7 separate regions of the Homo sapiens genome follow, and regions 1, 2, 4, 5, 6 and 7 are each linked to region 3. A link is a contact called in ENCODE Hi-C or POLR2A ChIA-PET data. All regions are on one chromosome and are shown on one strand. Each heading gives the region's core, a stretch centred on a gene start or an enhancer-like site at or near the end of the contact. The rest is flanking DNA. Distances are from core to core; before and after follow the strand shown.

The links. Hi-C counts contacts between places; a loop is a spot of excess contacts on that map. ChIA-PET counts read pairs that join two places held with the same protein, here RNA polymerase II (POLR2A). Pooled maps may share reads with other maps.
Region 1: a loop to region 3 is called in a map of endothelial cell of umbilical vein, with 19 times the contacts of the local background. The contact joins two enhancer-like sites. A Hi-C loop is called at or near these places in 1 of 168 maps with a recorded cell type or tissue (endothelial cell of umbilical vein), 13 of 37 single-sample maps with no recorded cell type and 7 of 50 pooled maps. POLR2A ChIA-PET finds 5 or more read pairs at or near these places in 1 of 52 experiments (activated CD4-positive, alpha-beta T cell).
Region 2: a map with no recorded cell type shows a loop between it and region 3 (3-fold over the local background). The contact joins two enhancer-like sites. A Hi-C loop is called at or near these places in 2 of 37 single-sample maps with no recorded cell type and 3 of 50 pooled maps.
Region 4: a loop to region 3 is called in a map with no recorded cell type, with 7 times the contacts of the local background. The contact joins two enhancer-like sites. A Hi-C loop is called at or near these places in 16 of 37 single-sample maps with no recorded cell type and 5 of 50 pooled maps. POLR2A ChIA-PET finds 5 or more read pairs at or near these places in 1 of 52 experiments (activated CD4-positive, alpha-beta T cell).
Region 5: a loop to region 3 is called in a map with no recorded cell type, with 5 times the contacts of the local background. The contact joins two enhancer-like sites. A Hi-C loop is called at or near these places in 1 of 168 maps with a recorded cell type or tissue (dorsolateral prefrontal cortex), 25 of 37 single-sample maps with no recorded cell type and 4 of 50 pooled maps. POLR2A ChIA-PET finds 5 or more read pairs at or near these places in 1 of 52 experiments (H1).
Region 6: a map with no recorded cell type shows a loop between it and region 3 (16-fold over the local background). The contact joins two enhancer-like sites. A Hi-C loop is called at or near these places in 3 of 168 maps with a recorded cell type or tissue (Calu3, MCF 10A and endothelial cell of umbilical vein), 26 of 37 single-sample maps with no recorded cell type and 7 of 50 pooled maps.
Region 7: a map with no recorded cell type shows a loop between it and region 3 (2.3-fold over the local background). The contact joins the promoter of LINC01170 here to the enhancer-like site in region 3. A Hi-C loop is called at or near these places in 24 of 37 single-sample maps with no recorded cell type and 5 of 50 pooled maps.

Annotation. Positions count from the first base shown.
Region 1 is chr5:124,534,906-124,538,025 of GRCh38, forward strand. No RefSeq gene overlaps it. Among named protein-coding and RNA genes, the nearest start is that of LINC01170, 98 kb to the left of the region's middle. Within about 2 kb of position 1,511, at least 3 of the 41 ENCODE cell types and tissues checked have a DNase peak (open chromatin) inside an H3K27ac peak, as active enhancers do; they include endothelial cell of umbilical vein, where a contact is called at or near this core.
Region 2 is chr5:126,353,026-126,355,986 of GRCh38, forward strand. All of the region lies in intron 1 of LOC124901056 (a long non-coding RNA gene), which reads right to left. Among named protein-coding and RNA genes, the nearest start is that of GRAMD2B, 69 kb to the right of the region's middle. Within about 2 kb of position 1,371, at least 9 of the 41 ENCODE cell types and tissues checked have a DNase peak (open chromatin) inside an H3K27ac peak, as active enhancers do.
Region 3 is chr5:125,410,645-125,413,854 of GRCh38, forward strand. No RefSeq gene overlaps it. Among named protein-coding and RNA genes, the nearest start is that of LINC02240, 81 kb to the right of the region's middle. RefSeq lists an enhancer at 1,022-1,521. Within about 2 kb of position 1,492, at least 17 of the 41 ENCODE cell types and tissues checked have a DNase peak (open chromatin) inside an H3K27ac peak, as active enhancers do; they include dorsolateral prefrontal cortex and endothelial cell of umbilical vein, where a contact is called at or near this core.
Region 4 is chr5:124,518,336-124,521,455 of GRCh38, forward strand. No RefSeq gene overlaps it. Among named protein-coding and RNA genes, the nearest start is that of LINC01170, 81 kb to the left of the region's middle. Within about 2 kb of position 1,256, at least 4 of the 41 ENCODE cell types and tissues checked have a DNase peak (open chromatin) inside an H3K27ac peak, as active enhancers do.
Region 5 is chr5:124,627,508-124,630,714 of GRCh38, forward strand. No RefSeq gene overlaps it. Among named protein-coding and RNA genes, the nearest start is that of ZNF608, 120 kb to the right of the region's middle. Within about 2 kb of position 1,669, at least 5 of the 41 ENCODE cell types and tissues checked have a DNase peak (open chromatin) inside an H3K27ac peak, as active enhancers do; they include dorsolateral prefrontal cortex, where a contact is called at or near this core.
Region 6 is chr5:124,582,504-124,585,506 of GRCh38, forward strand. No RefSeq gene overlaps it. Among named protein-coding and RNA genes, the nearest start is that of LINC01170, 150 kb to the left of the region's middle. Within about 2 kb of position 1,413, at least 3 of the 41 ENCODE cell types and tissues checked have a DNase peak (open chromatin) inside an H3K27ac peak, as active enhancers do.
Region 7 is chr5:124,437,051-124,440,009 of GRCh38, forward strand. It overlaps LINC01170 (long intergenic non-protein coding RNA 1170), which reads right to left and starts at 1,470. Exons shown (of 6, transcript NR_125774.1): 1 at 1,345-1,470; 2 at 647-826.

The DNA.
Region 1 (3,120 bases), core at 261-2,760, 880 kb before region 3:
TTAGCCTGCTTTCTGGTGTTGTAGCATGAGTCCAGAGCTGCAAGTAGCAGGGCTGCTCACTTTGGCCTTCATGTATTCTGCAATTCACATCCAGTTTACCTCCAGGCCTCTGGCACTTACCCCCATTAGCATTGGGTCCTATAGGCCCTTGAGTTCATCCTCTGCCTTAAGATTTCTCTTCTAGACTGAGCTGCCTTCTCTACAGGGAAACCTTAGCTCACCCTGCCTCTCCACCCTCCCATTTGTTCTGGTCTTGCTTCACCACCTGCCTCAAGGGAGGCCACTTCAAACACACACAAAAATCTCCCTCATGACCTGGCACACTTTCGTGTTCTCTCCCTACCACTCGTTTTCACAATATACTAAATAGCCTATACATTATGTATTATACGTTAATTACAAAATTAATCCATAAACCACAGCATCAAGGCCAAAGCAGGGCACCACTGTCCATGCCCAAATGCCTGCATACCTTTCCCATTTCCAGGCTGTTGTAGCTCATCATTTTACCCTGGTGTTACCAATACTAAAATGGCATGGAGGTTGGGAAAAAAAATGGTAGGATTTATCTTACTCCATATATCCATCTAGCAATCCACCCATTCCTCACTTTCTACCTAAATTGCTGAAAAAACAGAAACTGGCAGCCAGCTACCCAGATAAATTTTCTTTTTTTTTTTTTTGAGACAGAATCTCTCTCTGTCGCCCAGGCTGGAGTGCAGTGGCGCTATCTTGGCTCACTGCAAGCTCCACCTCCCCGGTTCAAGCCATTCTCCTGCCTCAGCCTCCCGAGTAGTGGGGACTACAGGTGCCTGCCACCGCACCCAGCTAATTTTTTGTATTTTTAGCAGAGACGCGGTTTCACCGTGTTAGCCAGGATGGTTTCGATCTCCTGACCTCGTGATCTGCCCACCTCAGCCTCCCGAAGTGCTGGGATTACAGGCATGAGCCACCACCACACCCAGCCAATAAATTTTAATGGCAAGAGTAAATTAGGCCAGGCATGGTGGCTCACACCTGTAATCCCAGCACTTTGGGAGGTAGATCACCTGAGATCAGGAGGTTGAGACCAGCCTGGTCAACACGGCAAAACCCCATCTCTACTAAAATACAAAAAAATTAGCCAGCCGGGCATGGTGGTGTGTGCCTGTGATCCCAGCTACTCGGGAGGCTGAGGCAAGAGAATCACTTGAACCCAAGGGGCAGAGGTTGCAGTGAGCTGAGATCATACCACTGCACTCCAGCCTGGGCGACACAGCCAGACTCCATCTCACATAAATAAATAAATAGTACCTTCTTTATAAACCTGCTCTCTGGAGGCAGCTCAAGAGATAGCCAAACTCTCTCCAGGATTTTCACCAAAGCACATTGCCGAGCCCCTTGCTGAAGAAAGCCTACCCACACCTCCAGGATTTTCACCAAAGCACGTTGCCGAGCCCCTTGCTGAAGAAAGCCTACCTATACCCACAACACTCCTGGGTCTGTCCTTTGTTTTGACACAGCCAAGATAGGTTGTACATAGCAAGATAAAATGCCAGGATGGCGACATTTGTTCTGCCCAGCTTCCAAGCTTGCCCTCATGTGTCAGATGTCAGATTTCTAAGAATAACTGCTCGTTTTTCCAAAAATGAACCTCACACATTCATTGGAACTTCCTGTCCCCACCAAAGCATTCTTCATAACCAAGCAGACAAAAGAGAGTTGTTGGGAAATGATCTCGTGCTCAGAATCCATGTCAGCAAATGCCTTATGATCAGGAAGTTAGTGTTATTTAAGTGGGAGATGGTTCCTCTCTAAAACAATGGTGCCCAGAAAATAACTATAATCATGTTATTTTATTACTTTGCCGTTGTGCTTGTATATTTTTAACCACTGCATTGTGCTTTTTGCACCTATATTGTACTTTATTATACCCTGAAGGTATCACTTAAGTGTATATTTTCATTTTAGGGCATATGGTTTTCAGTTTTTCAACAATTGAAACAAGTTGGAGTTGTAGTAAAGTAATTTGAGAAGAGGCCAGTCTTGGAAGTCTGTATTTTTAAAGACTTTGAGTTTGGGAAAAAACATTTGTTTTACTTATTTACTGTGGTTAAAAAGACCATTACATTTGCTTGTTAATCAGTCATAATTTGAGAAAGGATAGTTTCTTTAGAGCCTCAGAAAATGGCCCTCTGGCCACCAACATATTTTCCATTTTGGCTCTGTAATAAAACAGTATTCAGTAAATGAAAGACATTGGCATTTGTTTGGATTTCTTTTTTGAACTTTTTATATAAAACACTTCTGTTCCATTAGGATAATCCTATTTGACTTGCTTCTCTCAGTCAAAGAAAAGGAAAAAACTATTATGAGAGAGCCAGGAACAAAGGATTTCCCACCCCTAGTCGGGCTTTTGATCCTCACATGGTCATAACAGGCCTCCGGCAGTAGCCAATAACTTCCGGCTTCAAAGGAGGGGAAGCAGGCTTAAAATGAACGCACCGTCCAGTGCTGCCATGAGGTTTGGGCTGGCAGATTGCTCTCCTGACCCCTGTGTACAATCACTTTCTGCCCTCTGTGATGGATACAATTACCACTGTTTTTACCTACAGAGAAACCCCCACTACTATTTTATGGCCAGTGAATTTGCCTGCCCGTGTCTAATACAGTCATGGTGTTGAACTCGACCATGTCGCACTAGGCTTATGTTAAGATAATCAAAGAATGTGGAGCACTGAGTCACTTTTGTTCTTTATAGAAAACACCAGAGCAGAAACCAACAGTTTGTCAAACAATTCACCATAGCAAGATTTTAATAAATGAGTCTTTTTGCTGATATGGCAATTATTTTACACAGAAAAAAGATATAAATTCCATGCTGTCCTGGATCTACACAAACAAGAAAAAACATTCATAATTCTGGAAATTTTCTAGTTCAGCAACTCCATCAACTTTCAATTAACCTCAGAAGCCAGGCCATTACTGCTGCCAGATTAGCTCGAGAACTCTCCAGGACCCTTTAATTCTTTACACCAGACCTTTTCCACATTTATTTATCTATTTCTTCTTTCCCTTCCACACCCCTGTTCTCTTCTCTGCCTCCTTCACTTTCTATTCCATTATACCCTTCTTAATCTA
Region 2 (2,961 bases), core at 121-2,620, 940 kb after region 3:
GATATAGGATTATTTTGTAAGAGAACAACCCAAGGAGCCTCTATAACCCCAAGTGATCAAAACTTAAATCAATAAGAAATTGACATCGTGTGCTTCTTGATCTGATGCACTGAGAACAACACAAAGATTATCATTGTGGCGATCTTACCAAAGATACAAAACCTGAATTTAATCAGAAAGAAGCATCAGAAAACCCAAACTGAGGAATATTCTTAAAACAAACAAACAAACAAACAAAACTGTCCCGTACTCCTCAAATTTATTGACGGGGGAAAAAAAAAAAGACCAAGGAACTGTTTGATTGGAGAGACTAAGGAAACATGCTTATAAAATACAACATGGCCCCTGGGTTGGACTGCAGCCTAGAAAGACAGCTGAAAATTTTGAATAAGGCCTGTGTATGAAGTAGTATTGTGTCAGTGTTAGTTTTCTAATTTTGATTAATTGCATTATAGTTCGATCTGGATGAAATGATGAAGTAGCTCTTGTAAGAGTTCAAAATGAGAAGTTAAAAAGTTTAAGTTGTTAAAATCAGTGGATAGCAGATAATGAGCAATTGGAAGATGATACCTGAAATAGGCAGATTACAAATGACGTTTGTCATATTTAGTTGGATATTGGTTGACTTGAGCACTGATTTGCAACATGTGTTTGGGGCTATCCCACTACACCCCCAAGTTCACACTCACCTATTTTTACTTGAATATGTCACTTAATTCTTAGAGAAACTTCAGAATAGTGTTGCTCACAGTTCACTTTGATTTTACAATGTAAAATATACATATAAATATTTTTACAAGGGGAAAAGAAAGAGGGAATATCATACAAACAAAAAGCTAACTTCCAAAGAGATAGTTGAATTTCACAATCAATTAAAACAGAATCACCTGGGAAGCTTGTTAAAAAAAACTCTGATGCCCAAGTCTCACACCAAACCTATAAAATCAGAATGTATAGGTGTGGGGTATTTGTACAAGTTCTGTGCAATTGTGAGGCATACTAAGAAAGTTTGAGAACCACCATTTAAGAAAATAACTGGTCTCTAAATTAGGACTCATTATCCACTAGATGGTGCCAAGAATTCAAAGATGGAACTTTGTGGTACAATGTCTATTTTCCTTTGAGTATACAGTGTGTTCATTTTCCTTCTTATCCACTTTCTCTTCGACCTCTCCCCAACTTGTAGGAAAGGGTTACATCACACCAAAATAGATATTTTGTTCAGTATCAGTCTAGCAGCTTCTCCTTGGATTTTGGTTATAACAGACAGGCTCGTTCTGAAGGGATATTGAGAGGAAGTTGTGTGAGTACTCTTCCCTTAGCCTTTTACTTTCTCAGTGCAGATATTTAGAAGAGGAAAATCCACTGTAAGAGGTGGCCTCATTGGCAATGAGTGATTGGATAAGAAAGAATGGTCTGACCAGTTCCTAAAAGCCATATTTAGCCGTTTGTGGTTTTGATCCCTGTCCTTTCCCGGAAACAATGACTTCAAGAATGTACCACAACTATTTGGTATGTTATATCAGTTAAATAATAAGTCATATTATTAAATATCAGATTACTCTTAAGCTACCACTGCCTCAATGGAAAAGCATTTGACAATTTCTTAAACTGTTTTATCCTTTCTTTATCCTCAGGATTTTTGCAATTAAAAAATCCTGTGCAGATGATAATCTCATTTCAGTTTTTCTGATGAGTTTATGTGTTTGGAATCTGCTCCAAGGCATTGTGTTTATCCTCATGAATGTTTATTTTTAAATGTGTATCGAATAGAAATGGCTAGAAAGCCGAGCAAGACAAATAACATTTTATTAATCCTTGTCTTAGTCTCTTTGTGCTGCTATAACAAAGTACCTGAGACTGGGTAATTCATGAAAAAAAAAAAAAAAAAAAAATGTATTTTCTTACCATTCTCGAGGCTGGGAAAGATCGGGGCACTGGCTTCTGATGTGGGTTTTTTGGCCACACCCTCACACGGAAGGAGGAACAGGGGCAAACTAACTAAACAGTTCACGAAGCCTCTTTTATAAGGACCTTAATCCCACTAACAAGGGAGAAGCCCTCATGGCCTAATCATCTCTTAAAGGCCTCACCTGTTATCACACTGGCAACCTTTGAATTTTGGAGGGAACACATTCAAACCATAGCAGTCCTACAAATATCTATTGAGCAACAATATGTACCAGGCACTGTGATACACATTGGTGTAGGGACACAGGGTTGAACAAAGCAAAAAAATATAAGCTTTCATGAATTTGCATTCTAGCTGTGAGAAATGTACAGAGGAAAAAAATAGCAAGATAATGATAGAGTGACAACTCTTTTACTTCATAAAGCAGAGAGGTGTAATAGTTTCTGCACAAGCCAGGATTATTTTTGACATTGTAGTCAGGGGAGGCTCCCTGAGAAGGTGACATTTGAGTTGAAATTGAATGATGACAAGAAGAGCCAGAAAGGAAGCTATATAGTCAGTGGGCGGAGCAGGTGCAAAGATCCAGGGGTAGAAACAAGTGTGGTATATTGCAGATTAGGAAAAAAACCAATGAAAGGAAGCATGAGCTAAATGAGGCTGGAGATATGGGCAAAGACCTGAGCAGGGCCAGAGGTTGCAATTTAGTGAAATAGAAAATTAGGAGATTTTAAAGGGAAGAGTAACATGGTTTTTTTCTTATTTTTAAATTTTAAAATCATCCTGGATCCTGATTGTAGAGGTGATACAAGTGGGAAGAGAGCAATTGGAATACTGCTGCAATAGTCTAGATAACAGATGGCAGCTTGGACTAGTAATAGGAATACCAGTGGAGAGAAGCACTGAAATTCTGGATGTGTTCTGAAGGCACAGCTGATAAGATTTGTTGATGAACTGCACGTGGGGAACAAGGGCATGAGAGAAATCAACAACACCTAAATTGCTTTTACATCAACCAGGTGGATGAGGAAGCCCTTTACTGGTCTGTCCTT
Region 3 (3,210 bases), core at 242-2,741:
CTGTCCAGATCTCAGGAAAGTGAATTATATATAATAACACTTACAGTTTCCTACTACTATTAGATTTGCCTTCTTACATAAATGCTTAAGTTATGATAAAAAACAGGGCCATGTCAGTTCCTTTCAGTCTCAGCACATTTGCTATTAGCATAAGAAATGCTGCTTATGGCAGAGCTAGTCGGGCTTGAAATTTCTGAATTAATGGATTTGATTTCCTCTTGAGACAAACCATCAGCCTTGCAGTAATGGAAATAGATATAGTTGGTAAAACAAATAAAAAGCTGGCATGCAGATAAAATGGGTTTCGGTTTAAAATAGTAATGTTGTAATTGAAGTGAACAATTACAGGGTTGCTCCTAGGCACAAAAGAAATACCATGAAAATGAAGTAATGTTTTTGTTAAGTATAGTCATTTCATGAAAATGTAGAGCTGCAGATGTCATTGTCTGCCAAAGGGAAAACTATACTTATTCTTCTATACAAAGATCATTTAATAACATTTGGCTAATTTTAATAATAATTGCTAATATTAACCCTATATTTCACTGGGAGTTTGAGGACAAAGGCTCCCTCCCCCGCCCTGTTCTTTCCCTGTCTTGGTAGTGAGCCAGGGAGAGCAAGTTCCTGTAAAAAGCCATTGGCAATGTGCTATCAAATCCCCACCCCCAGCAGCAGTCTACTCTTTTTTAATGTCTTATTTCTCTTTCTTTGTCAAGCATCTGTTATCAGGAATGGAGCCTGTTAGCTGGCAATTGGAGGTGCAGGAGGAACTGGAATAAAGAGGGGAAGGAGAGTGGGAACGCCAGGCAGGACAGGAAAGTGGGCTCTGGAATGTTCACATTTGATCCCCTGCACATTCTTTCTTTTTTTTTTTTCCTTTGGTCTGTTGCAACTTGTCTGTGAACCATACGAAATTCAGAATAGAAACTTCCATTTTTAGAACTTGAAATCTTTTCATTTTCATACACACACAAACGGAGGCAGCCAAGGCCACAGGATATCACAAGAAACATAAGTGTCTCATTGACTCTGAAAAGACAGTGACACAAATACACTTTCACAAAATGCTCAGCTGGGTCCCAGCCTGCCACTTGGCCCTTTCTCCCACTCCTCCGTTTCATTGCATTGAAGGAAGAGACATGCACTGTGTTTCCTCCTCAGGTTTTAGTAATTAAAACAATATTGTAGCTCTTTGAAGTTTTATTTGGAAATATACTGCGCTTTGTTCCCTCCAATGCTGCCTGGCTCACACAGCCTATTTGGCGCATTTGGCATCTCTTTATCCAAGGGAAGCGCTTTTCCCGGGGTTGGTATTTTTTTTTTTTTCTTGGCATCACAGCATTGAAGAAGGCACAGAGGAGTGAGAAAATGAAAGTCCCCCTTAACAAAGGATTGAGCTGTGACTTCTTAAGAGAAAAGGTTAAATTGACTGGCTGCGTGTCTTGGAGTGAAACAGGAGAAGGGCTGCTTCCCTTTTTACTCACCGCCAGTCAGAATAATTCATTTCCTAAGGCAGCCTACCTGTGACAGTCACAGGTGACCTCCCAGCCTGCTAAGCTCGGATGATTTCCCCTTCCCATTGCCCGAGTGCAGCTCCTGCCAGAAGACAAATGTACTGCAAGTCGAAGACATATCTGTAGTGCGGAGGAAAAGCAGCCTGTCTACATATGTCATTTTAAAGCCTCGCACGGAGATTTTACTGCTTTCTTCACACTCTCACACTTACATAAATACACCCACACAGTACAGGCAAGTTCCCCAGACTCCCAAGCGTTTCTCTCCCATTAGGAGACATTTTAAAACAAATTAGCACCCTCCCCAAAAGCCTATTGGCCTAAATGTGTTTATTACTTTGTTTGCTGTTTTAAAAACTCTTCCTAAAGGCGTCAAACGAGGCTGGGGAGTTCCTACAGAATTAAGCACACCCTTCGTCTGTTGAGGAATATACACATTCGACAAAGACTGAAATCTCTCTTTTTTTTTTTCCTCTTGACACAGCGGCTGGTGACACATAAATGTACTTTTTTTCCTTTGACAGAGTAATAAAAATCTCATTATCTCTGAATAGGCAGCAATTTCGTTATCTAATCTTTTTACCAAAAGGTTAGTTAATTAATCAGAAACAAATCCTGATGATTATTTCAATAGAATTAGAAAGACAAATCACCAGAGTACAGCTAAATAGGGCAGGCCTGCGGTTTCACCTGCTCATTGCCATGCAGGCCCCGTGACTGTCAGGGCTCCTCCAGGCAGACAGCCTCCGGAACAGCAGCCAGCAGATGGCTGCGCCGAGCGGCCAGCCTGCCTCCGCTCCAATGCCTGTGATCCCATTACCTCACTGAATCCGTTACCAGGGTAACTGTTAAATTGCTGTGAAAGGCATGGTAATAAAGTAACCTGTCACATTGGCAATAAAAGGAGCAGAATTTTCCTGTTCACTGAACTTTGCAGCTCATCAATACTCACTTGATGGAGAAATTCACCACTACTCCTGGGTCAGCCACAGGAATCTTTCCATAAGGCTTCTGAAATGCAAACGAAAGTTTATGTAAACACAAGAAAAGATAGAATTAAAAGCTGGATTCTTAGCTGCACAGAGCAAATGCTTCTTTTTCTGTGCAAGGGCTCTGGGAGCTTGAAGAACATCAGATTGCTCCCTTTGTTTTTGTTGTTTTTTAATTTAAAGCATGCTAGATAAAAATAACCTTTGCTGGGGAAAGACAGCTGTGATTAATTCAAGACTGGGAAAACAAAGCACGAGGAAAAAAATCCTTTGTTCCTAAAATCTGTCTTTCTTTTTTTCAGATGCTATCTTACTGGCTCTTTTTATTAAAGGGTCAGGGTGCTTTAAAAAATGATTTGGATTTGAGAGTTTTTTTTTTTTTTGTTTTTTTTTTTAAGAATGGAGAGCCTTGGTTTTCATAAGCATAAGGAGTTGAAAACAGCAAGCCCCCTTCTTCCAGCCCACCCCAACAGTTAGGGCTCATCAGTTCTAACTGCAAAGAGATGAATGTGTTCTGAATGTATGGTGTGGTTCTGTCTCCCCCTCCTTCTATAAATGCCCTTCAAAGATTTCTATGTCATGGACTCTAGTGGTGACGCTACCAGGTATAAGATTTACTAGAGTTAATTGAGTGGGGTTCTTTGAAGTAAGAAAAGAGAATAGCCAAATGCTTTCTCAGTATTAAAGAATAAGCAATAAGTTGAAAA
Region 4 (3,120 bases), core at 6-2,505, 890 kb before region 3:
GATGCTCTTGTCTAGGGCTTTGAATCCTAGCATTGTAATGCCAAAGCACGAGAACTGCTTGGATTCACCTACAGCAGGAGATGTGATAGGAAGGAATATCCTCATTAATTGAGGAGGAGGCTGCAGATGGAGAGGTTGTCCCTTCAGTAGCAGAAGTCCTGTCCTATAGTACTGGTGGTAGTGACATTCTGGTCAGGCTGCTTCTGCTAAAACATGACGGCACTACTCCCTGATTGTTGACTCTCCTGGCTTCTGTCCACTTTCCCAATTCTAGTTCTTCAATCTCCTATCAATTCTGAAGCCCCCAAGAACTTTGTGAAATTTCACCTATTTGCTTAACGACACTGGAGACCATTTGTGTCCCTCACAACTAAAAGATTCCTAATGAACTTAGAGATTGTGGCTGATAATTAGATAGTTTGCTACTGTAAGCAGAATATATTTCTTCTTAACAGAGCTTGCCTGGTTTGACCATTGAGCTGCCTAAAGCATGTTATTGTTTCTATAGTGTCAACAAATATGCTATCCCATTTCATCCTCTCATTGATCCCAGAAGGGCACAAGATATAAAAATATAAATATTTCCAGCTGGGCATGGAAGCTCACATCTGTAACTCCATATTTCCAGCTAGGCATGGCAGCTCACATCTGTAATCCCAACACTTTGGGAGGCCGAGGCAGGAGGATCACTTGAGGCCAGGAGTTTGAGACCAGCTTGATCACATAGAGAGATCTTGTTTCTACAAAAAATTCAAAAATTAAACAGGCATGGTGGCTTGCGCCTGTAGTTCTAGCTACTTGGGAGGCTGAGGGGAGTGGATCACTTGAGCCCAGGAGTTTGAGATTGCAGTGGGCTAGGATTGCACCACTGTACTCCAGCCTGGGTAAAAGAGTGAAACCCTGTCTCCAAAATAAAAAAAAAAAGAAAAGAAAAATAAATAAATATTTCTAACTCAGTGGTGGTAAATTTAAGGTTCCCAGATAGTAATTGACTTGACCAAGGTCAATGCAGTATTAAGGAATAAATCAAGATTCATAACCAGAACTGATCTATGTTCAGTCCTTTTTTACTATACCACTTTGTCTTCTCCAAAGGAGTTGCTTTAACTGCAATAGCCCAACATAGAAAAGGCTTTTTTATCAGCAGATGGAAGGGAATGCTCCTGAAATTTTGCCCAAAGGACTGGCCCCTTGCTTGTACAGGCATAAGTAATCACCAGCTTGCTTAATTCTAGCTCTGCACATTGCCATGACTCAGTGCCACTGGCTCTCCAACAGGATATAAATAGACCCTCAGAGGAAAAGCAGATTCATGACAATTAACAGTCTATGTGGTATAGCACAGCCACAGAAACTAAATGGCTATACCGATTGTGCCCCCTTAAAAGGTGTAAAACTTCCTCTTTCATATTTCATTTCAGCCTGTAACTTTTTTGACATTGTCATATCACCTCCCCGTCCCTGCTATTTTGACTTCTTCCGGATCTGGATGCAGTATGAATTCTAGAAGTACAAATTCTTTAAAATGCCACCCAAGAGGCTTAATCTATTTTCTAAATTTCCACCTGTCTGAAGTCTGTCCTGTACACCTTCTTCTAATCTAAACACTTGTTTTTTAGTGTTGCTTCTTAAAAGAACGAGCAGGCCTTAAAAGCTGATGTTTTGGCAAAGACAGAGTACAGGAAAAGTTACCTGAACTAAGCAACTTGGAGAAACAAGTTTGAAAGATAGTTCCCCAGCTGCAAGTGGTGTGTGAGGGGTAGACCACACCTGGGTCTGAGGGTTGGTTAAGCTAGTGAGTGAGTATCAGAGATGGATTAAAATGACTGTGGCTATAAGGAAGATGAATAGAGCAAGAGCATGAATAATGACACCAGAATAACAGGCATATTTCCATTCCTCTTTATACACAATTGAGCCACTAGAATTTGAAAGCAGACTTGTAATTGCTAGAGAACCTCACTCATTAGAAGGAGTAATTTTGAAGGGGAACATTCCTAGGGATTGAAGATGGTATAACAACTGTGTGAGACTCCCCTAAGAAGTGTGTGAAAGAGGAGACTAGCAGTGAGCAACTCTACTTCCTGCTACAATTCACTGTGGACAGGGAACAACTCCTATGGAACTTCATGAAGGAGGCCTAAACCTCTGTCATCCACTGGGTTTTGTGAGCAGCCCCATTCTGCTTTCTATCATGGAGAGTAACAAGAAATTGAAAATGAATATGAGTTTTGTGGCTTACAGATATGTAAACATTCATATCCTTCACAGAGGCCGGGCACGGTGGCTCACGCCTGTAATCCCAGCACTTTGGGGGGCCGAGGCGGACGGATCACCAGGTCAGGAGATCAAGACCATCCTGGCTAACACTGTGAAACCCCGTCTCTACTAAAAATACAAAACATTAGCCGGGCTCGGTGGCGGGCGCCTGTAGTTCCAGCAACTAGGGAGGCTGAGGCAGGAGAATGGCGTGAACTTGGGTAGCGGAGCTTGCAGTCAGCCGAGATAGCACCACTGCACTCTGGCCTAGGCGAAAGAGCGACACTCCGCCTCAAAAAAAAAAAAAAGAGTTAGATCGCAGAAAATTAAAAAAAGATAACAGCCAGAAAAAAAATGGTATATAGCCCACATCCCTGGGGTAGGGCCAGCAGTAAAAATGGAAGAGAGAGAGCAGGGAAGCCTACTTGTGACCCTTTAACATGACTGAAACGATTCTGCCATCCAGACTACCCAAAGAGATTCACTTTATCAGTCAGTGTTTTTTACTGCAGACAACAGAATCTATTATTGATAATATAAAGAGAAAGGGAATTATTATAGAAAGTAACCGAGCTCACAAAGCCATTGGGTGATTTGAAAGAACAGGCTCTAAACAGAAATTTCAGAAACAACTTCCTTAGCTCCTCCAGAGAAGTGCCACATTAAAAGATTTGGTTGCAACACAGGCCTCGGTTGCAATTACCAAGTGCCGAAACAAGGAGCTGCCTCTGCAGCCACCAGCCCCAGAACTACACTGCCTCTGACCTACACTGGCCAGAAGGTTAGATCTCTATGCATATAGCCACAGCCACTTGCTCTTTTACTCCTTCCAAATCTCACCTGATGTGAGAGGTGACAGCG
Region 5 (3,207 bases), core at 419-2,918, 780 kb before region 3:
ATATATGTGTGTATATATACATATATGTATATATGTGTGTGTATATATACATATATGTATATATGTGTGTATATATACATATATGTATATATGTGTGTATATATACATACATATGTATATATATACACATATATGTATATGTAGACTATATATACATATATATGCACATATATATGTATATGTAGTCCCTCTAGCTGACCCGAAAAGACCACTTGTTCACATGTATATATGTATATGGTCTTTGCCACCCCACAATTGCTGGCACAGAGCTCCTAAAACCCTTGGAATCACAGGAGTGTTGACAGTCCTATATAATTCCATACGCCTCTCCCAAATCCGGCCCAGCCACATTTGGTTATTCCTTGGATGGAAATCCACTGCACTTGGCACAGGAATTTGGAGTGCAAACTGAAAGGCTAGGTCAGTTAAATGATGGTGAGAAACGAGCCCTCGTGAGCTCCATAGCAATTTCAGGCCACGTTCAATTACAAGAATAGGGAAGTCACAAAGAGGTAGAAACGGTCTGTCTGCAGAAGCGGGAGAACGGGACAGAGACACCAAGAGAAGAAGGGGTAAGAGATTATGTGATATTTGAGCGAGATTTAGGGATTTTCTAGACACCAACAACCACTATGACCTGCCAATTCCCTTCCTATCCTTGGATAGTGAGACGGATTCTTATACGCTTTCAATAAACCTTCTTTGTAACTAAGCTGGTTTGCGTGAACTTCTGCTCCTAGTCATAAATATTCCTTCGACAAAGGGCTTAGATGAAAGTGGTGTGGGGAGTCAAAAGAAGCCAAAAATAGGAGCCAGCTTAGCAACTGTTCCCGCCCCACACTGCCCAGCCTCCACTCCCTCAGCAAGTTCATTCTATCCTGTGGCCCCTGGGCCTGGCCACTTCCATCCTTTCTCTTGAGAATCTGCAATTAGAACTGGAAGATGACAGAGAGTATTGCCAGTCAGGCGAGGTCATGTGTTTGGAGAATCAGAGAGAGCCAGTGTGCAGAGAGAGGAATGAGGCAGAGGAGGAGTAACAGCGACAAAACAAACCACGATGTGTGTGAGAGAGAAGCTTCCATGGTGCCTAGACCTCCCAGGTCCCACCAGTGCCAGCCCCTAGGAAGCTTGGACACACTTGCCACCCTTGCTCCTGTAAGAACCCCTCTGTTCTTACATCTGTCTACTTTGCTTACATTTGCTTGAATAGATTTCTGTGATTTACGCCTTAAACATCCTTGACCAAGGCACAGTGGCCCTGGAAAGCAGGAGGTACACAGGGGAGCCCTGCTAAGCATTCAGAGGGAGGCTTCCAGGCCTGCGGAGTTGCTGACATCGAGTGGGACAAGATTAGAGATTCTCAGCCTCCCAGGAGGATATCGCATTCATGTTAGGTGCCAATTCATCAATTTCCACCACTGGACGATGACAAGGGAGTCCCTCTAGCTGACCCGGGAAGGCCACTTGCTCACCCACCACACCCTGAGCACACCTCATCCACTGGAGTCAGTCAGAGGAATGTCCCTGGGCCCCATAGGCTTCCAGAAGCTACATTGCCACAGTGTGAGGACTGTCAAGCTGGAAGCCATTTAGAGGCTGGCTGCTCACAGGCACCGGGCGAGCTCGGCGCTGGCTCTCTCTGCTTCTGACTCCTCAGCTCCCTGCCAGTGCCTGACAGGGGTGGAGTGACTCACCGCATATCCCTACCTCTGAGCACATCTGTGGCTCCCCAGTGTCCCGTGATGGCCCAGCCCACAGCACCGCAGGGTCAGAGGCTTCCTCGGCTGTCTGCTGGGGCCTCTCCATGAGTCATCCCTGCTTCAGCCCTCAGCAGCCCTCAGCAGAGGGAACGGTCTGGTCACCAAGCTGTTGTCACAAAATCCACCTTTTATGGTCTGCCTCCCAGTATCTTATCACTGAGGGGATGGTGGGGGCTGGGGATGGCAGACACACGGGCACCTGGGGGTTTCTGAGGCTGAGCACAGCAGGCTCCCAGGTTTATGAGCTTTCGAGGCAGAGTCTCACAGTGAGTGCTTGTCTTCATGGCAGACCTTCTTGGCCAGCACTAGGTCTGCAGAGTTCAGCTTTGCTCAGCTTTACGGAGACATCTATGTGCTCATCCAGAGGTGGGAGGGGGTGCCCCACTCTGTCTATAAGTGGGAGAGGGCAGGGCCTGGGCACCCTATCCCCAGGACACAGGACCTGGGCACCCAGTACCTAGGCCCCTCACAGGTACTCAGGAAATACTTCCTGAATGAATTCTGTCTCATGACCTGCTCACCCACTTTCAAAATTCCTTCTTTTGAAGGAATTAACCCTACCCCAAGGGTTTGCAGTCACTAGATCTGCTGGGTGGGTCACTCGCCCACCACTCACCCAATCAGGGACAAATTCAGGTTGGTAGAGGGGCAGGAAAATGAGGCCAGTCCTTTTTCTTCTTCCCTACCAGACACATTCTGCTCTGCTGAGAGTGGAGAGAGGGCCAAAGGCAGAGAGGATTATGCCCCCACCCAGCTGGAAGTTCTAGGGGTTGCCCACCCATTCTTTCCCTTCCAGCAAGAGTGAGATGGCTTTCTGAGACTTGGTCAACGCCCTTTCCTAACGTTGATAACTCTAAGTCAGAGACCCCAAGCTAAAGCCTGGTTTCTCTTTCTCCTGAAGGAATCTCCCTTGTTCCTGATATGGTGAGATTCTCCCTCTGCCAGTGGGCTAATTTGTTCTTTCTCTTTCCAATTTTGGTATACCAGGGCTCAACGCTTGCCCTTCCTAACATTCCAGTCCCTTCACCCCTCCACCCACCCCTCCTAATTATGTCTAAATTCTAGTAAAAATGGTCCTGAGTTCCTCTTTTCTGTCCAGAGTGCAGAACTTGCTTTGGGGGAGAAGGTAGGTCCCTGTTCTTTCTTATAGGCTGTAAGTTCTGGGGAACCTCTGAAGAGCAGAGTGTGTGTGTGTGTGTGTGTGTGTGTGTGTGTGTGTGTGTGTGTATGCATGTGTGCGTGTGTGCTAGGGAATGGTGGAAGAGAGTGGCACCTTTCCTCCTACCCATAGAGTCTTACTCAGCTGTGTCATGGAAGAGAGAGAAAAGAAAGACGGTAGGTTTCTGAATCTCTTCATGTTCCTTCGGAACAGTGCGTTCAGTGCAGCCCTGTGCCCGCTATCCTAATTCTACCCAATCACCAGATTCTCTAAGGAAAAATCAGTTAC
Region 6 (3,003 bases), core at 163-2,662, 830 kb before region 3:
CTTTTTTTAATGGAACAAAAAGCAAGACCATGAAATACACAGAAGGGAAAACATCAAAAAATTTGTACATGGCCCATGACATTGGTATTCCTCTAACATGGATTTTACTAAGCATCACTTATATAAACAATGGCGCCAAATCCTGTTTTCTTTCATAATGCATGTTTTCTCAGCAGTAGTACTGCAGATCTTGAAATACAATATGGGGGCTCTAGTTTCCCAGTGAAATCATATGGTTGGTGTATTTCCTCAAAATAAGCTTGCCATATGGAACCAGCCCTGGAACAGGCCCAGATCAAACAGAAGTAGCTAAAGATCCTGCACCTCTTGAACCAGCCAACACAGCCAGTGAGAAGACCAGTCAGCCTTAATGATTTCTTTAGAGTCTATGCACTTAGGTCTCTGTATTGGACTTTCTCTAAAGTTTTTGTTTGAAGAAAGAATTCTGTGACTAAAATGAGTTGGAAATATACCGTGATGGGACTTTCTTGATTTTTTTTACCCTATCAAAACCTTCCTGTTCTTAATTGCCTTTTTTCTCGGAGCTCTACTAGGTAATTGGCTAAGTAAACCATACTATGCTAAAGCCAATGTAAGGGATAAAACATAATATGTTTGTGCTTTTCTGGATAACATTTGCATTTATACTTTAGTCTTCAACCTCCTAACCAAAGAGAGTTAAGCATGAATTTTAGGTTCCATGGCAGGGCTACTTGGCAAAATAGTTTTGCCGTAGGCATGAAGTACAGAAGAGACTTCTCAGTGCTTGAAATCATACCACCCAGCAATCACCAAGACAATGATTCTCCAAATGTGGTACCCATACCAGCAACATCAGCATTACCTGGGAATTTGCACATTCTTTGGCCACACCCCAGACCTACTCAATCAGAAATTCTGAGATCTGTGTTTTTAACCAGCCTTCCAAATGATTGTGATGCACGCAAAAGTTTGAGAACCACAGACATAGATTCATGTTCTAAGTTGTGTTACCTAGAAGCAGAGCCTGAGATGGGGATCCTTATGAAAGTGATTTATTAAGGACCGCCTCTCAGTAGAAATCTGTAAGAAAGGAAGTGGAGCAAAGAAAGGGACAGAGACAAGCAAGCACGTGATGTAAATTCAGGTGAAGCCTCTCCTTGGCCTGATTCACAGGAAGAGGATTCTAGAGCGCAAACCATGCAGCAGAGTTATCTCCCTTTGAAGCAAAGGGCTAACCTTTGTCATAAGCCCTTCTTAGTCACTAACTATAGGAAGGACAGAGGCTTCCCCAGTTGATGCCAGTTCTCTGGAGAAGGGAAAGTGGTTGTCATTAGCAGCCAAAAGTCACATAGCTGTGGGACAGGGGGGCCTGGGTGAGTGCTACTACTACCACCAATATAAAAAGTCAGCTTCAGCAATATACAAGCTCCACTACTTTCACTATGAATCAACTAGAGAATGACTCATCTACGCACTCTCAGTACCCAAGACAGTATTGGTTATGCAAATATGAAGCAGGAAACGCCTTAAACTCCAATCTGCACTGAACAGCCACCAGAAACCTAATCCACTTCAGTCATCTTTGAGTACTATCAACACTGGAATAAAGCTGATTTCAGAACCTGAAACCACAAGCCTCATAGTGCAGTGAGAGAACGTTTGAATTACTAGTTCCACACAACATGAGTTTTGGATGCTTGCATATCTAGTCCTCCTTTTGTAAATAAGAGCACCCTGATTTCCCTTGGGGTACTTAGCCCTTCCCCATTGTGTGCTGATCTTGGTGAAGCTGCAAATCACTGTGCCTGTCTTCTGCTAGACAAGGTGCAGGCGTGTGGCTCAGTCTGGGTTGACTGATTGCTTTCCTTGTAATTAAAATCTTAATTAGAGTGACACAACTGACTACGGTCAGAGCACATTCATAGCAGTGCTTGAGACTTGAAGAAATTCTTCATCAGTTCCTTCTGCCCAGGCCCTCAGAGGGCCTTTTTAAGTGGAATTGTTCTTAATTCCTCTAGATCCTTCCAGCCCCATATCCTGCCAGTAAATTCTCTTTTGCTTAAGTGAGTGGGTTTTGGTTGCTTGCAACCAAAGAATCCTGGCTGACCCTAGTTTCCAAATTCCTTGAGTTTGATGGTCTATTTTGTTTTAGTGTTATGGTTTTTATTCAGGTAAGAAGAATCCTGTTTCCATTATTTTCACTATGTAACAAACTACCTCAAAGCTTCATGGTATAAAATAGCTATTTTAATATGCTTATAGAGTCTGTGGGTCAGGACATAGCAAGGATGGTTTGTGTCTTCTCCAGAATTTTTTTTTAATTAGCCAGGCATGGTGGCACTCACCTGTATTCCCAGCTACTTGGGAAGCTGAGGAGGGAGGATCTCTTGAGCTGGTAAGTTTGAGGCTGCAGTGAGCTATAATCACACCACTGTACTCCAGCCTGGGCAACAAGGCAAGACCCCATCTCTTAAAAAAACATAAAAGAAAGTACATAAAGCTAAAAGGCAACTTTATGAACCCAATCACAATTTTAAAGGAATTTCTTCTAATTTCTCTTAATAGGATACACATACATTTAACATAGTATATATGTATGTGACATTTCTTTTTACTGGTAATGAAACAGGAGAGTTCCCTGATCCCCCTCATAGGACATGTAACAGATCTGTGACTCATCTGTTCCATCACTGCTGCTGCTCAAACTCCTGACTGGAGGGGGAGTACACAGACAGGCAGGTATAGTAATCAGGGTGAGTGCTGTGGGCTCCAGCCCCGTGTTTGGGGGTGTGCCTGCAGCCCCAGTGTTATAATGCTCCTTTAGCCTTGCTGTCTACAGAGAGCTTAAGTGTTAACCAGCTCAATGGACCCTCTGCCTTTTCACAAGGGCAGAAGGCCAGTGTGACAGCTTTCTGTATCCTGAGCTCTTGCCCAGCATCCTGGAAGAATCAGGTCACACACAGGCTTGAAGGATGAATGAGAGGTTTTATTGAGTGGTGGAGGTGGCTCTCAGTGGGAAGG
Region 7 (2,959 bases), core at 220-2,719, 970 kb before region 3:
AAAAATATATACAATTTTTATGTGTTAATCATACCTCAATAAAGGGTGCGGGGGAGGATATTGCCTCCAAATCAGGGTCTATTCACACATTTCCCCTGAGGAGATTCCCTCCAGCCTGGCCAGCTCACTGTTCAGCCCCGGGTGCTGCCCCTGAGGATGCAGCTTCTGGGGATGGCTGAGGATGGCTGGCTACACTGGAGGCAGGAGGCTGATGGTTCAGTGATGTCTTTGATCCCTACATCTATATTACTGCATTGTTCCACTCACTGGAATAAGAACTTTGATTCCTATTTAAACCAGGGCTTTAGAGGATATTTAAAAGAAATAATGGGAATTCCCAACATGGAAACATTACTTTTTACTGAAAGCACAGTTCACAGACAGGGGGATAAAAGGAAGTTAGATCTGATTCCTGAGTGTCCTACCTATTTACATTTTGGAATCCAGTAATGTAAGTACATTTATGCTTGTGTTTAAAATATGAGCATAGAAACAACACCTAGAAAACACATGTATTTAAATCTAAGTTGAAGATAAGATGGAATTTATTGGAGGGCAACAGCAGTGACCAAAAAAAAAAAAGCAAGAGACCAATTCAACACATTAGACCTGGTCAAATAACTACCTCACGCGCAGCTACAATTACCTGAACGCCAACAACAAAATGCTGTGACGATTCAGTCTTCATCATAATTACTCATCTTCTATAGACGATACAGTCTTAAAGCATAGGAAAGAATGTATGTACAAAGAAGCACGGAAAATGACACGGTGTAGAAGATGATGACTACTCCAGTGAATGCCATAGGTGGAGCCAATTTTCTAACTGGAGTAAAATGAACTAAATTCAGAATCAAATTGAAATGTAGAGGAATATTTATTTTTCTCACCTTAATGCTTTCCTTTAAGCAGGTTTAGTTTTCATTCATTTCACTGATCTAAGGTTAATAAATTCATTATTTCAGCACCCTATGAAGAAGAAACACATCTTTTTTTTTAATTATTCTTCCTCAATAAAAGCATATCTGGAATCCTATTTTCTGAGTGAGCTGGCACACGGGGTGGGGGAGGGGAAAACTGGGAGTGTGTTGGGGAAAGCGAGGGCAGGAGGGATGACAAATCTGACCCTACCCGACAGTGCTGCCTGTCCTGTAGCATCCCAACCCTTACAGTGGTCACCCATGTGTAGTTAATCAGATTAAAAGCCTCTGAGAAACCCCTTTGAATCTCTGTCAAACAAAGACATGGAATAAACAAGAAAAAGCAGGAAGGTTATAATGCTGCACGTGGGTTAGTAATAGAAGCAAATGCAAACGCCCAGGTACCTCAGAGACTTACCCGTACCTGTCAGGGGTCTGAAAGATTTCCTGTGGCCCTGGCAGTCTGGATTTAAGGCAGGCTTAGGGGAATTAGTAAACAAAACACAGCTGAGGGTCTTTTGCCATAAACTGAACAACCAAGGAAATGAAAGTAAGGCCACGGCAAAGTTGTCTCAGCGGTGTCACTGGCTGCCATGGGGCAGCCCTGCGGTGGAAGGGCCTGACCGGCCCGGGCCAGGGTGACATCTCGGGATGTGATCTGAGCCGTCCTTGTGTGCAGATCCATGTGTTTGGAGAACAGGGTCTGTCTGTTATGTGAACACAGAGGGCATTGAGCCCAAAGCCTCATATACATTAAAAATATAATGAGAGAGATTTTTATCTTCCATGAATATTTAATTCTTCTGAAAGCCAACCATCTGCATATCACAATGCCCCGATGCATGTGTGTGATTTTCTCTGTTGTCTTTCAAAATAAAGCAGACCATTTCACTCTTCCTGTGATGCCTTGAAAGTTGCTTAAATGTGCATTGATCACTTTGATCTAATGAGTGTGTGTATTTTAAAACAAAGTCAGCACTGTTGCTCTAATCTATTTGTGTGAAGGAAACAGAACAATGGGGGGAAACCAGGTCGGGTTTCATCGTTTTCCTGGTGGCCTGTATCACAATTCACTGCCGTTTTGAATGCTGTTTAATTTTTGCTGATGTCTTTTTATCTTAGGCTTCATGTGAATTTAAAAAGAGTTTCATTGATATGCAACCTACTGTGTATTATGATATCCTGCCTGCCCTGTTGCACTGTGGAAGCCTGCAGCTGCCTGAAGCCTAATTATGCATGCATGCATGCCAAGCCCAGATGCTCGGCCAAGAGTGCCTCAACCGACTACAGTTTCTCACTTGTTTTTGTTTGAATTATAATTGGGCAGATCTATATTTCTCAACCCATCTTGTAGCTTCAGCATGCTCCTCTTTGCCTCTGTTGCTACCTCTGCTTGAGTCAGCTTCTTCATGAAGGAGTCCCTTGCCAATCTGAAGTGCCTCTGAGATCTGAGAAGGGTCATTCATGGGTTTGACAAATCCTTTTACCTACACCGCATTTTAAAAGGTACAAAAATGACCCTAGCCCCAATCAGATTTCCTCCAGATGGTTGGTAGCTTAAAAAAAAAAAAAAAAGAATAGTTAACTAGAAGCTGGCATCTGGGTAGAAACAAAGAAGGCTTAGAGCCAGGCATCTACAATGGAGAGGAATATCAGAACTAAAGCTTTACACCTGCTGAAGGAAGGTAATGGAGACTAGCAAAAACAGATTTGTTAAGCATGTGCATTCACTATTCAGAGAGCCTTTTGTGAACTGTTTTCCAGGCTACCTACGGGACCTCAGTCTTCAAGAATAACAAAGCCTCATCTGAGAGTGTGAAACTGGGTATGGCATCGCACTAAATGTGGTGTTACTCTGAGTCACCCTTCATCTGGAGATGTACACATAGAGTAACCCTCTCATATAGGATGGCAGCTGCTAGTTATAGTACTTATTTCTTTTTTTTACAACTTTAAAAAATTTCTTGAGATGTGATTTCACTATGCTGCCCAGGCTGGCCTCAAACTCCTGGCCTCGGGAGCTCCCAAGTAACTGGAAC